Linked DNA regions of Homo sapiens: region 1 is linked to region 2. The links are chromatin loops, found by intact Hi-C in ENCODE. Cell type or tissue: chondrocyte. All regions are shown on one strand. Each heading gives the region's core, and the rest is flanking DNA. Links, peaks and the distances in the headings are about the cores only. Region 1 overlaps IQCJ-SCHIP1 (IQCJ-SCHIP1 readthrough). Region 2 has its middle 46 kb from the start of MFSD1.

What was found. Peaks named below come from ENCODE experiments on the same cell type or tissue, not always from the same donor. Only the 100,000 strongest peaks of a DNase experiment are listed, where the experiment ranks them.
Region 1: a loop joins it to region 2, with 4 times the contacts of the local background. A loop is called at or near these places in 6 of 110 quality-filtered maps.

The regions. Positions count from the first base shown.
Region 1 is chr3:159,580,689-159,591,803 of GRCh38, reverse strand. The region is part of intron 4 of IQCJ-SCHIP1 (IQCJ-SCHIP1 readthrough); the gene reads right to left. All of the region lies in intron 1 of SCHIP1 (schwannomin interacting protein 1), which reads right to left. Among named protein-coding and RNA genes, the nearest start is that of IQCJ-SCHIP1-AS1, 180 kb to the left of the region's middle. In chondrocyte, for the core only: CTCF peaks have their summits at 4,826 and 5,030 (motif pointing right); no DNase peak of the experiment used is centred there.
Region 2 is chr3:158,842,872-158,853,383 of GRCh38, reverse strand. No RefSeq gene overlaps it. Among named protein-coding and RNA genes, the nearest start is that of MFSD1, 46 kb to the right of the region's middle. RefSeq lists enhancers at 5,766-5,835, 6,006-6,055, 7,210-7,504. In chondrocyte, for the core only: CTCF peaks have their summits at 7,189 and 7,418 (motif pointing left); no DNase peak of the experiment used is centred there.

The sequences.
Region 1 (11,115 bases), core at 1,379-9,378, 740 kb before region 2:
GTCCTAATGCTCTCCCTCCCCTTGACCCCAACCCCCCGACAGGCCTTGGTGTGTGATGTTCCCCTCCCTGTGTTCATGTGTTCTCATTGTTCACCTCCCACTTATGAGTGAGAACATGTGGTGTTTGGTTTTCTGTTCCTGTGCTAGTTTGCTGAGAATGATGGCTTTCAGATTCATCCATGTCCCGGAAAAGGACACAAACCCATTCTTTTTTATGGCTGCATAGTATTCCATGGCATATATGTGCCACATTTTCTGTATCCAGTCTATCATTGATGGGCATTTGGGTTGCTTCCATGTCTTTTCTATTGTAAATAGTGCTGCAATAAGCATATGTGTGCATGTGTCTTTATAGTAGCATGATTTATAATCCTTTGGTTATATACCCAGTAATGGGATTGCTGGGTCAAATGGTATTTCTGATTCTAGATCCTTGAGGAATCGCCACACTGTATTCCACAATGGCTGAACTAATTTACACTCCCACCAGCAGTGTAAAAACATAGTGTTGGAAGTTCTGGCCAGGGCAATCAGGCAAGAGAAAGAAATAAAGGGTATTCAAATAGGAAGAGAGGAAGTCATATTGTCTGTTTGTAGATGACATGACTATATATTTAGAAAACATGCTCAATTTCTATTGGCAAATACTAGGTCAGGCTCTAGGAATCCGAAAGTTCAGAATATCATTTGGGGGTCTTTACTAGGGTGCAAAAAGTTATATCCTCTAACAAACAAGAGCAGAAACCATAAGGAGAGGCTTTGTTTTAAAAGAAAACAGGATGAGGGTTAAAAAGGGCTATGAGTAAAAGAAGCCAAGTATGCAAGGAAAGTAAGAATGGGAGGTGGAATAAAAATTCATATTGAAGACATCAACATCTGAGTTCAAATGATAAAATCAAGTCCTGGACAAACTTAGGAAGCTTCCCCAGGATGCAGAAGAAAGGAAAGACAAATAAAAATGAGGTTGAGAAAACTGTAAACACAGAGGACAATAAATGGAACTCCAACCTAAATCTCTATGTTTACAAGTAAACTGGAAGAGTTAGAAATAAAAGAGTAATCAAAGTCATCATTACAGGAAACTTTCCTGAGCTAAACACTTTTTTCAGCTGATTGAGATATGCAGCTGAAAAGGCTACACAGGGAGAGGGATTTAACACACCATGCATAGAGATGGAGTTGAGTGCAGGTAAGGACCAGGACTGCTTTATTTTTATTTATTTTTTTCAAGATGGTGTCTCGCTTTGTTGCCCAGGCTGGAGTGCAGTGGCACAATTTCAGCTCACTGCAACCCCTGTCTCCTGGGTTCAAGCGATTCTTCTGCATCAGCTTCCCAAGTAGCTGGGACTACAGGTGTGCGCCACTGTGCCCGGCTAATTTTTGTATTTTTAGCAGAAATGGGGTTTCACCATGTTGGCCAGGCTGGTCTCGAACTCCTGACCTCAAGTGTTCCTCCCACCTTCGCCTCTGAAAGTGCTGGGACTGTGACTGCTTTAGGTGAATGAAAAGCTCTACTGGTTTGGTTCTTTAATGCGCTGGGCTGGGGTGGGTTAGGGTTTGACTTTGAAATGTGGCAGAGCTGTGCCAGATTCTGAGACACGTCAGAGCTGGTGAACCTTTGCCTTGACCTTGTTCCTGACCTGCAGTCTGGTCATGTATCTGCCCACCCTCTTCTTCTACCCTGAGCCAACACTTTTCAGCAAAGCATGGGGCCCCTCCTCCCAGGGCTGCGAGATTTAGCAAAGAAAAGCACAGGATTCCTAACTAAACTTGAATTTCAGATAAATTGGGACATATATTAAAAAATTATTTATGTGAAATTAAATTTGAAATCTGTATTTTATCTAGCCACCCTACTCTCTCACTTGCTCATACTTTTTCCTAACACTTGCCTTCATTTTCTTCCTTTCTCAGACTCTTGTATACATACTTGAAGGTTTTTTGGTTCACTTGTTGATATTTGGGCTAGCACTAACTTGAAAAATTCTGACATCTAATGAGACAGAATATTGCTCAGTAAACATAAACATTTCTTCACAGTATAGTCCCTTTTGTATCAGGTCCTATGGAGGCTTTTATACAATTTCTAATTTTGTCATGAAATTTCTGCCAAAGCCTGTCCTCAGAATCCATACTCTTGGTTAACAGAACGCTTAGTACACATGTGTAAAGTTTAGCTAAGGAAATAGACATCTATTTAAAATTATACCACAGCCAATATCATACTGAATGGGCAAAAACTGGAAGCATTCCCTTTGAAAACTGGCACAAGACAGGGATGTCCTCTCTCACCACCCCTATTCAACATAGTGTTGGAAGTTCTGGCCAGGGCAATCAGGCAGGAGAAAGAAATAAAGGGTATTCAGTTAGGAAAAGAGGAAGTCAAATTGTCCCTGTTTGCAAATGACATGACTGTATATCTAGAAAACCCCATCGTCTCAGCCCAAAATCTCCTTAAGCTGATAAGCAACTTCAGCAAAGTCTCAGGATACAAAATCAATGTGCAAAAATCACAAGCGTTCTTATCCACCAATAACAGACAAACAGCCAAATCATGAGTGAACTCGCATCCACAATTGCTTCAAAGAGAATAAAATACCTAGGAATCCAACTTACAAGGGATGTGAAGGACCTCTTCAAGGAAAACCACAAACCACTGCTCAGCGAAATAAAACAGGACACAAATGAATGGAAGAACATTCCATGCTCATGGGTAGGAAGAATCAATGTTGTGAAAAATGGCCATACTGCCCAAGGTAATTTATAGATTCAGTACCATCCCCACCAAGCTACCAATGACTTCCTTCACAGAATTGGAAAAAAACTACTTTAAATTTCATATGCAACCAAAAAAGAGCCCACATTGCCAAGACAATCCTAAGCCAAAAGAACAAAGCTGGAGGCATCACGCTACCTGACTTCAAACTCTACTACAAGGCTACAGTAACCAAAACAGCATGGTACTGGTACCAAAACAGATATAGACCAATGGAACAGAACAGAGCCCTCAGAAATAATGCCACACATCTACAACTATATGATCTTTGACAAACCTGACAAAAACAAGAAATGGGGAAAGGATTCCCTATTCAACAAATGGTGCTGGGAAAACTGGCTAGCCATATGTAGAAAGCTGAAACTGGATCTCTTCCTTACACCTTATACAAAAATTAATTCAAGATGGATTAAAGACTTAAATGTCAGACCTAAAACCATAAAAACCCTAGAAGAAAACCTAGTCAATACCATTCAGGACATAGGCATGGGCAAGGACTTCATGTCTAAAACAGCAAAAGCAATGGCAACAAAGCCAAAATTGACAAATGGGATCTAATTAAACTAAAGAGCTTCTGCACAGCAAAAGAAACTACCATCAGAGTGAACTGGCAACCTACAGAATGGGAGAAAATTTTTGCAATCTACTCATTTGACAAAGGGCTAATACCAGAATCTACAAAGAACTCAAATAAATTTACAAGAAAAAAAACAACCTCATTCAAAAGTGGGCAAAGGATATGAACATACACTTCTCAGAAGAAGACATTTATGCAGCCAACAGACACATGAAAAAATGCTCATCATCACTGGCCATCAGAGAAATGCAAATCAAAATCACAATGAGATACCATCTTACACCAGTTAGAATGGTGATCATTAAAAAGTAAGGAAACAACAGGTGCTGGAGAGGATGTGGAGAAATAGGAACACTTCTACACTGTTGGTGGTACTGTAAACTGGTTCAACCATTGTGGAAGACAGTGTGGTGATTTCTCAGGGATCTAGAACTAGAAATACCATTTGACCCAGCCATCCAATTACTGGGTATATACCCAAAGGATTATAAATCATGCTGCTATAAAGACACATGCACACGTATGTTTATTGTGGAACTATTCACAATAGCAAAGACTTGGAACCAACCCAAATGTCCATCAATGATAGACTGGGTTAAGAAAATGTGGCACATATACACCATGGAATACTATGCAGCCATAAAAAAGGATGAGTTCATGTCCTTTGTAGGGACATGGATGAAGCTGGAAACCATCATTCTCAGCAACTAACACAGGGACAAAAAACCAAACACCACATGTTCTCACTCACAGGTGGGAATTGAACAATGAGAACACTTGGACACCGGAAGGGGAACATTACACACTGGGTCCTGTTGTGGGGTGGGGAAAGGGGGGAGGGATAGCATTAGGAGATATACCTAATGTAAATTATGAGTTAAGGGGTGCAGCACACCAACATGGCACATGTATACATATGTAACAAACCTGCACGTTGTGCACGTGTACCCTAGAACTTAAAGTATAATAAAAATAAAAAAGTTATGTATTCACGTCAAATGTCTGGAAAAATTTCTCCAAAATGTTAGCAGTGATTGCCTCTGGGTAATAAGTCTTTTTTTTTTTTAAAGCAATTGTTTAGTTTTTTATTCATCTTGTTCTACATTTTTGAAGTGTTAACATGAGAATAAAACATTTCATAATAAATAATAAAGATACTTTCGTTTAAAAGAAAATTGTATTTCAAGATGATACATAATTCAAAAGTCTTGCTAGTAACTCTTAAACTTGATTGTGCATCAGAATCACATGAGGAGCTCTTAAAAATTACGAACTGCTTTCCAGGTTTTATCTCTTAGTTAATGAATCAGACTGTCTATCACTAGACCCAGGAGTCAGTATTTTGGAAAAGCTTCCCAGGTGGTTCTGATGGAGTCTGAGTGGCATCTGCCCTTGGACTGGCATTCAGCAGCCAGAGACTTAGAAACAAACAGCACGTGCAGTTTTAGATTTCCCAGGTGTGGAGAGAAGCTTCCTCTCTCTGCTGACACGTATATGATAGCCCTAATGAGGATAAATAACTACCTTTCTAAAGTTACCTGCTGCCAAGTAAATTTCCTAATTGCCATGGAACCTTTAGTTGGGCCGCTTTGTTTATTTTGACAAGAGCTGCTAAAGTATTTTAAAAGGAACACTTGGAATCTGTGATGGAAGGACTTCAGGCCTCATCATTCCAGCAGAGGGCAGCAGCCATGGGGTCTGCAGAGAAAAGCCCTGGACCATCCTCAGGCCTAGCATGGAAATTGGATCTTTCCTTTTTCTAGCCAACCCAGGGGCAGAGGCAGGAAATGAGATAAGCAAGTTAAAATCATCCTGGGTGACACGGAGGCTGAGCCTTATAGCATCCTCAGGGATCTGCTGTGATGCCATCCATTTGTAAGATGCTACGTTTAAATATTAAGAAAATGTTTTCTGGATACAGCATTTAATACAATGAGACAGAAGCAGGAGGAAAGAATAGGGTTAAAGGATTCACTAGGATGGTCAGGCAGCTGTAAAGGCAATTTGCATTCTTTCTGCATTCTTTCAATTCTAAGCATAGCGTTTTTAAAAATTTGCTTTTATTGTTGGGTCCTGACTGCATATGAAAATAAGGGTCCAGTCACTGAGGCAAAGCTGGTTCATCCTTCCAGCTTCAAACCTAGAGGAAGGGGACATAGCCCAGCAACCTTTGCTCCCCTGCTGGTGCTGCTCTTTATCTTTTGGGGAAGGCAGCAGGACAGCTGGAGAAATAGACATCCCTGTGGCCAAAACCACCTAGGGACGAATGTCCTTATCATTCAGTTTCCCTTATCTGATCCCTTACACATTTTTTTTTTTCCAATTGCAAATCCTCAGGCTTATCTAGCAGATTTAAGTTGAGGAAAAACCAAAGCTTATTAATTTATTTCTGGAGTTTCAAGGGACTGTTTAGTTATCTTAGAGCTGAATGTAACAGCCAGCCTGAAACTTACATTCTTCTCCATCCATCCATCCATCCATTCATCCATCCATCCAATAATATTATGCTAGGCACTAGGTAGGTAGGGATGATGAACAAGAAAGGATTCCCCTTTAAAAATTTTTTTCCAGCCTAGCAGGGAAGATATAACTATTAAAATTATGATAAAACATTCTAAATGCTAAAACATAGGTAAGACTTATTAATTTTGAAATGGTTTTATTAGATATAGTATAGCTGTTAAGAGTTATACTATAGGGTCAGATTGCTAATTCAAGTTCTATCTCTTTCATATACTTTCTGTGTGAACCTGGGCAAATATTAATCTTTCTGTGCCCCCATTCCTCATTTATAAAAGATGGATAAGTGTGCTATGTAATAAGTTTCTTAGGAGAATTAAATTAGTTAATATGTATTTATTTGAAAAACTCAGAAATCACAACCTGAAAGGCAAAAATACAATTAAACAGGGAGTTTACACAAACAGTTCTAACTTCTGCCCAACATCATTCTTGAACATTTTCTCTACCTTTTATCTCCATCCTTCCAAGTAGCACATGGAACAACATGAAAATGGAACAACAGGAAAATAATGGTAGGAGAATTGGCTCTAAGAAACGAATCTCCTGTGAAAGAAAATTACCAAGTTGTCTCTGGAATAGTGTTTTTATCCCTTTTAAGGTCATGGATTCCTTTGAGTATTCATTCACTGATTTAATAATTACTTAGTGAGTACCTACTCTGTGTTAAATGTTATTCCAGGCACTCAGAACAAAGCAAAGATTGTTGCCCTTGTGGAGTTAATATTCTGAGAGGCAGGGAGTTAGACAAGCAAAAACCATAATACAGAAGTCAATTATCTAGTATACAGGAGGTGACATGTTTTAGAAAAACAAAAAGCAGGAAAGAGAGGGTCAGAAGTGCTGGTAGATGCGGTGGGGCAGGGTGTAATTTAAAATAGGGTGGCCGGGGTAGAACTCATTGAGAAGGTAACATTTGAGCAAGGATATAAAGAAGGTAAGGGAATTGGCTGCACACATATCTGAGGGAAGTGTTTGAAGTCTGGGAGGTGTTAGTGCAAAGGTCCCAAGTCAGGGAATGCCTGGGGTGTTACAAGGAGGTCAGTGTGGTTAGGGCTGAGTGAGACAGGGAGTGGTAGGGGATGAGAGCAAACTACCTAGGAAAGCCACCCATCGTTTCTTTGGAGCAGTGATTCCCATACTTCAGCATGCATCAGGGCTTACTGAAACACAGGCTGTGGTAGTCCCATCCCAGAGTTTCTAACATTTCTAACAAATTCCCAGGTGATATTGATGTTGCTGGTTAGGGGACCACACACTGAGAACCTCTCATCTAATACATAGTTACACAATGATACGTATGTTTTGATGGTATTGCTGGGCCCCTAAAGTCTGTCCTGGACTTCAGTTTAGGAATCCTCTAGTAAAAAGCATGGTATTTGACCTGTAACTCCGGCTAGAAAAATTCCTGATAATGTTCCTGATTAAACTTCTTAACCACAATGATGGCTGTTTAGCTCTGCTGTATGTGTGTTTTACTTTCATTGAATAAGAATTTGTGGAGTACTTTGTTACAAACACAAATTTGAGCTTCTTGAAAGATAACGTTAAATAGCACTAGAAACCTTTCCACAGGGCACATAATTGGCTTGACATATTACCTTTTAAAATAGCATGTGACTCTGTCCATGTCTCAAGACGGGAAGATTAAAGACCCGGAGTTCCGCAGTGTATCCTCATCAGGATGGTACCCATAAATTAAGAAGGAGCCAACAAATCCCCTAGACTTCTAAATAACAAAAGGGTTTTTTGACTGTTTTTAAAGAGAAGCTGAAGCAGCACTCAAAGAACCAAAATGACCTGGCAAGTACCTGTCGTGAAGAGATAGTGGGGAGAATATTAAGTGAAAAGAGGGAAATGTGAAAGCTAGAATCAGATAGCTTAATCAGTGCAAGATGAGGTCTGAATTATGTGCAACCTACTTTGTATTTACTTGGTTTTGCAAATTAGATTGGAGTTTGATCTATAGGCTGGACAAGAGCAATTGTGCATTTCTGGGATACCTCAGAGAATAAGTACTCAGCGAGAGAATAAAGAGCCGATTGGCATGTTAAGAATGCAAATGATGAGGACACAGAAATGCTCCAAGGAGCAAGAGAGGACAACTGGGCAGTGAATAAAAACATGCACAAAACTAACGTAATCATTGCCTTATGATACTTACTGTTCCTACCATGGAGAAGGTTAAGCAGCCAAAAGATTCATTGACTCAAAGATACTGATTTCCAAAGATGACTAAGGCATATCAGGCCTTAGAGGGACTTAAATTATGAAGCAGTGGCTCATATTTTGAAGCAATTACCATGTCATTTTCAGACACATGTTTCTTTTCAGTTTTCTGTGTTTTCTTATGCTCTGGGTTTGGAGACAGTGCACCTTTTCCAGCTGAAGTCAAAGTGACTATACACTATCCATTTCAGTTAAACCCACATCTCAAATAAATGTCTATAATGTTTAGCGGATATTCTCCTTGTCAAAATAAATAGTGGAGCGTTTCTTTTAAAATAGGATTGTCTTTTGTAACAGTATAATCATAGGAGTATAATTTTCTAGTTAAAGCAATATTTAATAAATTGGACTGCTTTGTGGGTCTCAAATATTCACTGACAGGAAGTCAGATTGGTGATAGGGAAAAGTTGCTAAACTTAATGCTATGACATGTGAGTTAGTCTTTGTTGGGTTTCATGGTTGTGTTGCCTTAGAAAAGTCACTTACATACCCTAGAAAATCCGTGAAATGATTGCAGTTAAGCAGTTGTTAGAAGGTCAAATGTGATAGGTTGTGTAAATTTAATTTTAAATCCTAACATGTGGTACAAGTGTTTGATATTAGTATTATCTATACTTGAGGTTGAAATTTACATCATTTTTTCAGAAATGTTGCTGGAGGATACAAAAGCTTTTAAATAAATGAACTATTTACAGATCAACAAAATACTGTATTAAGAGTAAAATTGAGTTAACCAATTTTTGTGCTTATTGATTAAAATTGAATATAGGCCCTTGTATCAGAAAAGAACAATTACCAACTATATTAATTAACACTAATTTGCATTTAGTGGGGTGTCCTGAATTAATTTCCATGAGTTAAGAATAACGGATATTTTTGAATGTGTGTGTGTGTGTGTGTGTGTGTGTGTGTGTATATATATATTTCAGTTGCGTGTCTTATATTTACAGGCATACCTCAGAGATATTGAGTTTGGTTCCAGACCACTGCAATAAAAGAAATATCACAATTAAGCTAATTATATATATTTTTTAGTTTCCCAGTGCATATAAAAGTTATGTTTATACTGCAGTCTATTAAGTGTGCAATAGCATTATATCTTAAAAAACCTAATGTACGTACTTTAATTTCAAAATACTTATTGCTTAGAAACATACTCAGGCTGCCTGGCAAAAGTAAAATTATTAAAAAAAATACTTTATTGCTAAAAAATGCTAACAATCATCCGAGCCTTCAGATGGCTGGGTGTGGTGGCTCATCCCATCCTAACACTTTGGGAGGCCGAGGCAGGAGGATCACTTGAGTCCAGGAATTCAAGACCAGCCCTGGCAACATAGTAAGACATCATTTCTATTAAAAATAAAAAAAAAATAAGCCAGACATGGTGGCCCAAGCCTGTAGTCCCAGCTACTCAGGAGGTGGGAGATTTCTTGAGCCGGGAAGACTGAGGCTGTAGTGAGCTATGATCATACCACTGCACTTCAGCCTGGGGAACAGTGAGACCCTGTCTCAAAAACAAGACAAAACAAAAACAAAAAAACCCAACAACAAACAAAAAACCAACAACATAAAAAAAACCTATCTAGATCATAGACTGAATTTTGGCTTTGTATCTGGATTTTGACTTCACAAATAACACTCAAAGTATTTTAAAATAGAAGGCTAAGTATTATGTAAATATAACTCATGATTCAGTTTTAATTATATACTAAAATTATTTCTCCAATTGTGAAGATTTCGTATAGGGAAAAGACCCCTCAACTCTTCAGCAATATTTTCTATATAGACACAGCTTCATAAAAAGAAAAAATGAGACCTATGTGATTATACTGTTTATAGAATAATTTTTTCATTAAAACTTTCATTTTGAGATAATTGGAGATTCACATTCATTGATCTATATGTTTACCCTTCTGCCAATATCACAATATCCTGATTACTGTAGATTTGAAATCAGGTAGACTTTACTTGTAGTCTTGAAATCAGGTAGACTTTACTTTCCTTTTAAAAATGGTTTTAGATATTTGAGTTCCTTTCCCTTTCCATATAAATTTTAGACTGCTCTCCCCTTCTCTGTAGAGGGGTGGATAGTCAGGCTTTTCACATGGTGTCCTCTGATATCATGGGGGAGGCTATTTACCTCTTAGCGAGGGTGAGAATTACTGCATCTTATTTGGCTTCCTCTAACACCACCCTTGCGTTTGGCTCCCCACTTGGTCTTTGCTGGCGCGGGTGGGCATAGTATTAGGCTGAAGTAGAAAGGTTATTGTCTAAAAGTTTTCTCTTATAGGCTACTGTTTGCTGTTCTTTTAGCTAGAGAGAACAAGCTTTTGTTGAGCCTTTTCTGTGCCCACACCCATTGGTGGTTTTTGGTTGCCAGCTTCTTCAGCTCCAAGTCTGAAATGTATGAGACAAACAGAAAATCCAGGAAACTCAACACTGTCATTCTGTGGGTCCTGAAGTCCCTAGCCATTTTGCCTTATTTTCTCTGTTTTATATATAATGCCTAGGATTTTTAGTTGCACTTATAGAGAGGAATAGGGATAACATGTCTATTTCATATTCCCAGAAGCAGAAGTCGTCTTCCCCAAATTTTATTATTTATCTACAAGAAAGTACTATCAACACTGTTTATTTTCCAATGTGACTTGTAAAATAGGGGTAATAAAGATGGGGTGAGGCATACACCAAGACAGGTTTTTCAGAGCAGTAGACTGAAGTTCTAAAAAGAGACACAATTTTTCAGAATGCCCTGCCACCTTATGAATGCTAAATTTTTCCACATTCCTGAGAAGTTAGCATGGATCATGGAAAGTGCATGGGAAGGAACCCTGGCTTTGATTCTCTTTCTGCCACTAATTTTGATTCTAGAAAAGATAACCATCTCTTAGAGAGGTCCAACTAATGCTAAACCATTGGTGAAGCCATGTGAGAGCACTGGACACTTACAACTTGTATCTCAGTTCTTTGAAAAGGGGGCCAAATTCTGCTGGTCTCAGAAAAATGAAAAAGG
Region 2 (10,512 bases), core at 2,513-10,512:
AAAAGCACTATGAAAATATGCTGCATCTGCTCCCATCCTCTGTGGCCATCCTTTTTCTCAGAAGTTTCTGGGCCTTGACTATACCAATAAGGGTGGGGTTTGTGTGTGTACGTGTCTGTGTGTCTGTGTGTCTATGTGTTCAGTTTCCAAATCATACCTCACCTCATATACTGCAGGCAGCCGGTGTGGGTGTGTCCCCACAACTGAAAAGTAGAGTAGACAAGACAAGGTTGGAATATGGCAAGAACAAGATGACACAGAACCTTGCAGTCCACGGGAAGACATTTGCATTTTATTCCAAAGAACAATAGGGAGCTTAGAAGGGCACATGGTCTGACTTGTGCTTCATTTCTATGAACATCGCTGCTGTGCTGAAGTACGATAGAAGGGGGCATTGTGACCAGTGAGGAGTACCATTGAAGAGGGCCATGCAAGAGGTCACAGTGGCAAAGACCAAGGTGATGCAGTGAGTGAACAGAAGTGGATGGTTTAACAGATATTTGAAAGGACTTTGTGATGGACTGATGTGAGAGCAGGAAAAAGAGAAAAATAGACAATGATTTCTAGGATTTTTGCTTGAATGACTAGATACATAAGAGTGCCATTTACTGAAATGACAAACAATGTTGAGTAGAGTGGCAAATTTAGTGGGAGGAAAAATAGAGGAAATTAGGAGTTCACTTGTGACCATATTAAGTCAGTGAAATCTGTAAAGTATCCAGGTGGTGCTAAGCAGGCAATTTTATATAAGAGTCAGGAGCTCAGAGGACAGAACAGAGCTATGGATATGAATTAGGGGTTTGTCAAGACATAAATGGTGTGAAGAAAGGAAGTTTCCTATACTATTTAGAAATTGTGTTTGCTAGAATCACAAGCTTATTTTTCTCAAATAAACCTATAATGAGAAAACCAAGATAAAGTGGCTTGATGGTTTCTGACTAGAAATTGGATTTATGAATTTATGTGGAAAAGGAGTTAAGGAATAAAGTCAGTGATGTCGTTTGCAGTGTTGGTGGGCACATGGCAGCCTAAGTACATGAATGCAATCTCCTACCCTAGACATACTCTAATATATACAATGTCTTATAACACACACAAAGTGAATAAATGCAATTCCCCACAACGAATATTTAAAAGAAACTTTGCAGTAACCATAGCCTCATGGTCAAAGATTATATTCCATAGATGATTACAATAAACCTCTGTAAGAAAGAAGGGAAACATCCCAGGAAATCCCTTTACCTTTCCAGCAAATAAATCAGCCACAAATTCAATTTTACAATGAGAAGAGCAAGTATATAGAGATCTAACCTTAACAGGACTTTTAGCCCATCTAGCTAATATACTTTATTCTTTGTGCCTTTATGGTAACTATTTGTAAATATCCCTCAACTGCGTTCCTTATCTTTTGAGCAAACGATAAGGAGTAGCTCAGTGCTTCACATTCTCAAAGACACTTGTGTCAACAGTCTTTCTTCCTCTCACGATTTCCCATTAAATTATTTATCATTAAATTATATGGCCTACAATTTCAACTACAACCTTAGCCAAGGTTGACTCAAAGTGCCTTGGGCTACAATAAACTTCTCCTCTCACAATGCACTGGATGAAATCGCCTTGGGGGCAAGTATAGACATGGGAGGGAAGAAGGCTTGAAATTGAACCCGGAGGAATTCCAACATCAGAGGCCAGTTGAGGAGGGTGACACCATGAGCAGGACTGAGAGAGTGAGGTAGGAGGTATAACAGGAAAGTGTGATGTAAGAGAAGTTATGGGCATTTGTTGTTTCTGCTTCCCAGTATTCAGTCCCTTTTTTGTGGTAACAGAAACCCAAATACTCTTTAGGGGAACTGCCTTTCTCTCACTCTAAATACACGAGATTTGGGTGAGACTAATTCTCCCATAGGTCTAGGGTTGAAGAATTTGACTAAGGACTTTGCCAATCAATGTATTCCATCACTCTGGCCACAGCAGTTGCTTCAGTGATGAACACGGAGCTTAAGACAAGATAAAAGACCCAGTCTGTACTAATCCCAGGACTTGCTGGCTGAGGTGTAATTTTTCTTGCTGGGTTGGCACGTAAGTAAATGAGAGCAGAATCCATAGCAGCCATCTTGTCACCATGAGGGGAGAGTAAAGCACGTATGAGAATGGAACCAACCTGGAGAAAATGGAGCCAAGAAATAGACAAAAAGCAGTCCTAGCTACACCATCTGAGCTCTGGCATGAGACCATACCTAAAGCCACCCTCACCAGGAAAATTTGAGTATATGAGCCAATGGATTATCATTTTGCCTGGCTGCATTTGGCCTGGGTTTTTCTCATCAGCAAGAAAGTCCTAACTAATGGAGAAAGCAAGAAAAGAGACTGCTTCAAGGAGTGCTCAACTGCAGAATACACTGATTAGAGGTTTAAATGAGTCAGGAAAGTTTCCGCAGAATTTGACAACATGGAGGCCACGGGGAGCCTTGACAAGATCAGTTGCAGTGCAGGGGTGGATTAGAACCAAATTCAAGTGGTCCTGTGGATATCCTCCACGTATGTGTACAGTCATGGCTGTACAGTCATGGCTTCTAAGTGATAACGTGGAGTAGAAAGAGCCCTAGACAGAGAACCAGAAATCTGGATTCCAGACACAGCTCAGCCACTAACCAGCTATTTGACCATGGATAAATCACTTACTTAACCTGTTGGGTTTAACAGTTTCTTCATCTATCAAGTGACTACACCTGCCTGGCACCTGGGGGCCCCTTTTGCTTTAAAATTCTCAGTATTTTGCTATTTTTACCAAACTTATACTGTCCTGAAACTAAGTAGGAGAGGTCATCCAGATCCCCCCAGGTCTCATTAGCATTCTTTCCTATGCCACTAAATTAAATTCTCCTTGGCTCGATTTTCATTTCGTAGTGATTATTTTATTGAAGCCCAAATCACTGTTGTGGTTGGTTTGTGCAGAAGACAGGGTGTGCAGCCCTTGCTTCTGGCATCCCAGACTCAGGCTTTTCTCTGTGAGCATCCATGGCTGATGCTTTCCACATCTCCCCTCTGAGCTGGGGCCTCTGCACCACTTCTCCTCTTGTCATTGCTCTCACTGTTCAACAACGATACAGGTTATGGGCTCCATGGTATGTGTCCAGAAAAGTTTCACGGGCCTTTTGATCCTCTAAAATGCAAAGATTTTTGCTGATCACTTCTCATTCTTGGCAGAGTCTTCTCTGAAGAGTGTTGAATATGTGCTGCCCTTTACTTCACATCATGGGCCAATCCCATTGCAAACCAGGCACTGGCCATAGGGCAAAACATGCACAAAAGGTCAGCAGCTGTCAAAGTGCTTACCTCTTATTTAGTTCAGTTGGGAGCAGGACAAGAGGGGTTAAGTTTTCAACAGGATAACATACCGTATATATCAGCACTAACAATGAGGTTTTATTTCCCTGAGTCAGCTTTAAAAATAATGTTGACTTTTATGGTCGATACATTATAGATCACCATATTTATGTCAGAACATATTGGCAGGAAAATAAATCAATGAAAATATTAATACACGAGCCTTGTGTTTAAATGAAACCCCTTGCAACTCCACACCTTCCCCTCATATTTCACTGTAAGGCTTTCAGAGACCTCCCCATTGACATGTTTTACTGAACAGGAAATCAAGGGTTATATTCATTTTCTAAAAGTACTGTTTTTAATCTGTCTTGTATATAATCGGATTCAAAAATACACACTTTGCTCTTTTACCATAATATACATAACTGCATTCCATCATTAATAGTACTGTCAATTCAAATATATGGTTTATGCATGAACAAAATATCTCAGAGCCAAAGCTCTGACTGGCATACTATTAATAAATGAAACTCTCTGTGTTGGAGGCCAGCTTCAAATATTATATTTGCTATTCACATTTGTTTTAGAGTCATGAGAAATTTCTAAGTATGTGTTTCAGAAAGCAAGTTCATAATTTAGACATTATTTAAAAACATAAAGTGAAAAAGAAAATTTGCCCTCTTGAGTGTATCTTCTCTTTCTGCTGCTCTTCCATACATGCCATGCACCTGTTACTCACAGCCCCCTTCTGAGGGGAACTATGTTTCTGAAAGACCCTAAAGACAGAGCAACCCTGAATGTTCATCTCCATCAAGTATGCACTGCTCATTAACTCCGTGAGCCACATGACACCAGCCTCTGGCCATAGTGAAGGGGCCACCCAGCCAGTTAATATGTGTGCTGACCTACTGCCTGTGAGAGGTCTGGCTGTGCTGTCCTACCCAAACAGAAATAATGCTGACTACCTGGGCCAATCAGTGTCTTGGGAAAATTTCTTTGGCTCTGCCTGCAGTTAGTAATTTGCAACAGGAGCAGAAGACAAAGGATGCTCAGAGAGAAGGCAGAGTCAGGAGAGGCAAGGAAGAAACAGGAAGTGTTTAGAAGAAAGCAATGAAATAATAGAAGAAAGATGAAGGCATTGGTTGATAGCAGCAGAAGAGTTGCTAGGGGTAGTCTTTAAGCCCTCCCTCACCCACATATTTCATTCATCACCAAGTCATATTCATTAGCCCCCTACATACCCACCTATTCCTCATCTATCTTCCAGACTAGAGCAATAGCCTCCTAATTCATCTCCCAGTGTTCCTTGCTCTCCAAACAGCAGAGTGATATTTTTTCAATATGCAAATTTGAGCAGGTTTCTCTGTTTTTCTTACACACACACACAGAGCTGGTGAGACACACACACAAACACTAAACACTTTAGTGGTCCAAATCAATTTGATCTAAAGGGGAAAGGCTTCCCTACGGTAACACAGAATATCTTTATGACCCCAAGGTAGAGAAAGATTCTTAAACCAGATACAAAAAGTAGGACCATAAAACAAAAATTGATAATTTGGACTATATTAAAATTAAGAACTTCCAATCCTCAAAAAAAAATACATATATACCATTATGCCAGAGAAAAGGTAAGGCACAGAGTAGGAAAAAAATTATTGTAATGTGTAATGTAAAGACTTTTACCCAAAATATATTTTTAAAACTCCTAGAAATCAATAACCAAAAGATAGACAAGTCAATAGAAAAAATAACAGTAAAAAGAAACTGGAAAAATCACTTCCCATGAAACTATCCAGGGCCAGATACAGCATGAACCCTTCATCTCCCATGAAGAGGCACCCAGGAGTATGTGGGGAGGGAGGGATTAATACTTCAAAGGGCAAAAGTAAAATAGGGTCCGTGACAAAGGAAATCCTCTCTCTTTAAGTGTGTCTTCTCTTTCTGATCCTCTTCTGTTCTCACAGGATGTGCCATGCACCCGCTGTCACAGCCCCCTTTGGAGGAGAACTTTCTCAAAGCCCCTGCAGGAAGAGCAGCCCTGAAGCTCATCCAGGGAGTGTGGGCCTGGCCAGAAGGAGACAGGAGCTGCTGGATAAATGCTTCCCTCTCCTGTGCCTGAGGATATGAGGCACAATCGATTCCTGAGACACAGGAGATGCAGGTTTCAGATTCTCAGAGGACCGTCCCTTGGGATTGAGCACTCAGTTGCCTTGGGTGTGGGCCAACTCAATAATGCATCTTCAAATCCTCACATTTGGTTCTCCCGCCTTCAACAGGTCATTCCCCTGTCCCTCACTCCTGCTCCCTCGGATTACACTCTCCAATAAAACGGTAGCCCATTCAGCCTTGGCTCTGCTTTCTGGGTGACTCAGGCTAAGACAGCATGGTTCTCCCTCCTCCCCAACATGTTGAGTGTCCAGAGCTGCTGTAGATTCTTCCCCCGCCAGCACCACCCTCCCACCCCAGAAATCCTATAGCAACAAGAAAGCTCTGATGGTGGGCAGCACACCAGGGTGTTAGCACTGTAAGTAGCATTTTCCAGGCAGGCTGTCAGGGGAACATGCTGCCTGAGGGTAAGACCAGATCAAAGGAGGGGTCCTGGGATACAGCCCCTACTCTGCAGATGCCTTAGGCAACTTTGCCACGACTCCTGGAGCCCCCGGCTCTGCAACTGATATCTTATCTTGCCCCAAACCAAACCAGCTTTTTACATTTCTTCATACACAGCACACAGGAAAGACTCAGTCATGATGCATTTAAAGATCTTTGATGCTAAATGAAAGTAAAAGGAAAAAGATTTTTTCAAAATCCCCTTTCAGAGTCCTGAGCCTAGAGGCAGTGATGGGCTTTCACAACTACAGGACAATATAGCTACAGCTATTTTTACCACATCATTAATTGAGTTTAAAAATTCTGATTTCAGAGTCAATTTGGGGTATCACACAAATGTACATACGGATTAAAAAGAGAAAGGTAGTAATTATTTTTCCAGAGTCACACTGATTTCAGAGCAGCCACCTTCTCTGCTGTGACAATACAAGTTTCCCAATCACTCCCTGTTTACACAAAGTTGAACTTGTGTCAGATCCTTGTAAACAGAACACAAAAATGTGCAAGCTGCTGTACAAATTAATTATTGAAATTAAGTACTCACTGTCTCTAGAAAGTCTTCTAAATTATTTAAAGAACCCAATTTGCTTTGATTGTGAAAAAATAAAAGCCCTTGGATTCCCATATTTCAGGACAATTCAAACATGGAAGAGGGGCCCAGGTACAGAGAAAATGTAAGCCTACGTTGTAAAAATATAATACAAAATCATTAAAAAGCTAACATCAGTGCCGTTTATGATCAGACTCAAGGTATATCTTAAACTGAGTATAGGGTTGCTATGTGTCTACAGCCATGCCACCTTAAATGCGCCTGATATCAGAAGCCAAGCAGGGTTGGGCCTGGTTAGTACTTGGATGGGAGAGGGGTCTCACTCTTGTCAGTTTTTATTTTAATATTATATATTATCTTTCTTTTTATTATCTCCAGATCATGCTTTTTGAGCTAGGGTTCTGTCATCTATGACAGAGGTGCTATATCTAGTGACTTGAGAGATGACTTGCTATTTTATTTCCATGTCTTTCTTCTTCCAGGTGGTGGTGACAGGCACTGGAGGGACAAGTAGGTAAGAAAACATTCCCCGGAAATCTGGGAACTTGCTGAATCTTTGCTTTGTAAAAAGTCCAGGCTTTCCCCAAATCACCACAGACATGACTTCTACTTAACCTCTCTGAACCTCAGTTTCCTCAGCTGTAAAATGGGGGAAAGGTGCCTGCCATGCCTATCTCACGGGATAGTCTGAAGAATCATCCCAACAGGCAGCTTTCAACTGGCTACACTCTATTCCTTTGTGTGAACCTAACATAGTAACTGCAGACAACAGACCAATAGGAGATTCTTTGATCGGTGGGATTTTTTTACATGTCTTCAATGAATCATATCTCTTTCACAGCTGCTATACCTGGACAAGACCCTAATTCTGGCTTCCATTTCTGGGGTTGAGGCGGGGCAGCAGGTAGCGGGAGGGATTGTAACCTGTTGGTCTTTATTGCCACCTAGTGGTCAGGTGGACAAATAACATCAAGTTATCCAGTGGATTTGAAGCACGTTAGAAAATTAATTCCAAAAAAACCACCTGCTACTTTAATCCACCACCTAATTAATTGTACACAGGGGGCCCCCCTTATATAAACCTGTTAAAAATCAAGTAATTATGCTGTGATGTAAATAAGTCCCTAGTTCATCTTTGCAAATTAAGAATTGTACATATGAATCAAGTTATTATTTTTAAAAACTTATAAAAACAAACTTTTACTGTCTGAAGGCATTTATGAGACTCCATCAAATGGTTTCATTTGTTCAAGATATTCTCCAGATGGAGATAAAATATTAAATGCTAAAGTCAACTCACAGATTTAAATCCATGTGTTCACATGGCAGAGAGAGCAAGCTTTCTGGTGTCCCTTTGTTTCTGTTTTGTTGTTGTTGTTGTTGCTGTTGTTGTTTTCCCTGAGACGGAGTCTCACTCTGTCTCCCAGGCTGGAGTCCAGTGGCACAATCTTGGCTCACTGCAACCTCTGCCTCCCGGGTTCAAGCAATTCTCCTGCCTCAACCTCCCGAGTAGCTGGGATTTCAGGCGCTCGCCAACACGCCCTGCTAATTTTTGTATTTCTAGTAATGATGGGGTTTCATCATGTTGGCCAGGCTGGTCTCGAACTCCAGACCTGAAATGATCCTCCCACCTCTACTTCCCAAAGAGCTGGGATTACAGGCATGAGCCACCGTGCCCAGCCAGTGTTCCTTTTAATAAGAACACCAATCATATCAGATTAGGCCCCATCCTTATGACCTCAGTTAACCACAATTACTTTCTTACTCCAAATACAGTCACGTTGGGGTTAGGGCTTCAACATATGAATCAGTGGTGGATAAAATTGGGTCCACAGACAGTAACAGACAGGGATAAAGTGACCCTGTCCATCCTGGGGTAGCAAAGCCACACCTGCCCTCCCACCCAGCCACATAAACCAAAGAGCTCAGGTCTCCAGGTTACCACTGTCTCTAAAAGAGGCAGAGGGAAGAGAGGGAAAGAGAAAATGTGTGGGTTCTCTCCCTCGTGGCAGCCCTGTGGGGCACTTGCCTCTCTTCTAGGTAATTCTCACAGCAGTCTCCCCAGAAAGGGATTGTCTCATTTTACAACAGCTGAGGAAATCATGGCTCAGAGATATGGTGAGCGCTTTAGAAGGCATACTTGTTCCTGGCACAGGTGGGATTTGAGCACTTCTCACTACCCCAAAACAGTCCTTTGAAGGGCATTAGCCCATGGGCCAGATCAGAGTACTGCCTACTAGACTAGGGGTCCTAATAGGCCCTAGAGGATTCTCTGACCCTCAATCTCCTCATCATAAAACAGGGGTAATAATGTTTTGCTCACAAGGTTGTTCTGAGGATTAAGTAAGATCATGTGGGTGGACTGCCAGACCCAAGCCAGTGCTAAATCATGGTGGATTCCCGCCTCGGCTTCCCTCCAAGAGCCAACACGGAGATGGGAAGGCAGCTTCACCAGAAATTACTAAGCATTTTCCAGCCCCCCAGATGAACAAATTATAGGGTACAAAATGAATGAAAACAGCTTTTTTACTCGCCCAGCCATAAAAACTTTGCTCTCCAGATTTTAAAGCCAGGGAGCAGGGTGGTGAGCCCCTCAGCAGGCTGAGGCATGGAAAGCCACCGTCCCCTGCACCAACCTCATGGAGAGCCACTGTCCCCCGCACCAACCTCAGAACTCCAGTCCTCAGCCTGGTGCTCACCTCAGACCCTCACCACCCACACAGTCATCAACATTGTAGAGCTCAGACACACCCTCAACTCATCTGGCTCATGCCTCACATCCAATGAGGCCCGTCACTCCTGCCTCAGCAGCATCTCCTGCTCTGCATCCACCCTGCATGGGCTTGCTTGGGATGCTGGTCATTTGTCACCTGCGTGCACTTCAACAGCCCCACACTGGTCTGACCAGTCACTCTCTCTGTTCCAGGCCCAGGACCATATTGCCATCTATACTTCCTATACAGATACAGGAGAGGGGATTTGCTATGGGAGTTGGCTTGAGCAGTTATGGGGCCGAGAAGTCCGACGATATGCCATCTGCCAGCGGGGGAAGCAGGGATGCCGGCGGTGTGGCACATTCTGAGTCAAAAGGCCTCAGAATCAGGGGATCCAATGGTGTAACTGTCTGAGGCTGAAGGCCTGAGAACCCAGAGGGCAGATGGTGCAGGTCCCAGAGTCCAAATGCCAGTGAACCTGGAGTTCTGATGTCCAAGGGCAGGAGAAGAGTGTCCCAGCTCCAGCAGAAACAGTGAATATGCTTTTCCTCTGCCTTTTTTTTCTATCCAGGCCCTCAACCTGATTGGATGGTGCCCGCTCACACTGGGTGAGGGTGGCTCTTCCTTACTCGGTCCACTGACTCACAGGCTAATCTCTGTCAGAAACACCTTCAAAGGCATACCCAGAAATAACACTTTACCAGCTACCTGGGTATCCCTTAACCCGGTCAAGTTGATACCTGAAACTAACCATCACAGTAGCCATATTCCATCACTGTCCTGCTAAGACATCCTCCTTACAGCGGCTGACTCTCCTGCCCTCCCTGGACACACTGTGCCCTTTCGGCTTCCATTCCCTTGGGTGTGCAGTCCCCCTACCCAATGCCTCTCACCCGTCTCTGCTAGCAAGCTCATGTTTCTTCTCCCAAGCAGTTCAAATGCTGCCTATTCTAAGAAGCCTGCCCTCAATTCCCTCAGGGGAGAATTGGCTGTATCCTGCTGATTTTCACAGCACTTTGTTGACCATTTTTCACATCATTTTACAATCAGCTGTATCCATTTATGTCTTCCCCCACCAGACTGTGAGTTCCTGGAAAGCAAGAGCTGTGTCTTATTCATCTTCATGTTCCCAGTGCCTGACTCAACAAATGCTCAATAAATGTTGATTGACAGAGTTAATTAAGTCTCTGTTTCTTTGGTTCTGTCTATACCATAGTTTGCAGGCAACACTCAACTTATCCCCAAAATTACCTAACTTATGCTTTTCTCTCTTCCCTTGTTTTAACCTGTCTTTCTAAATATTAA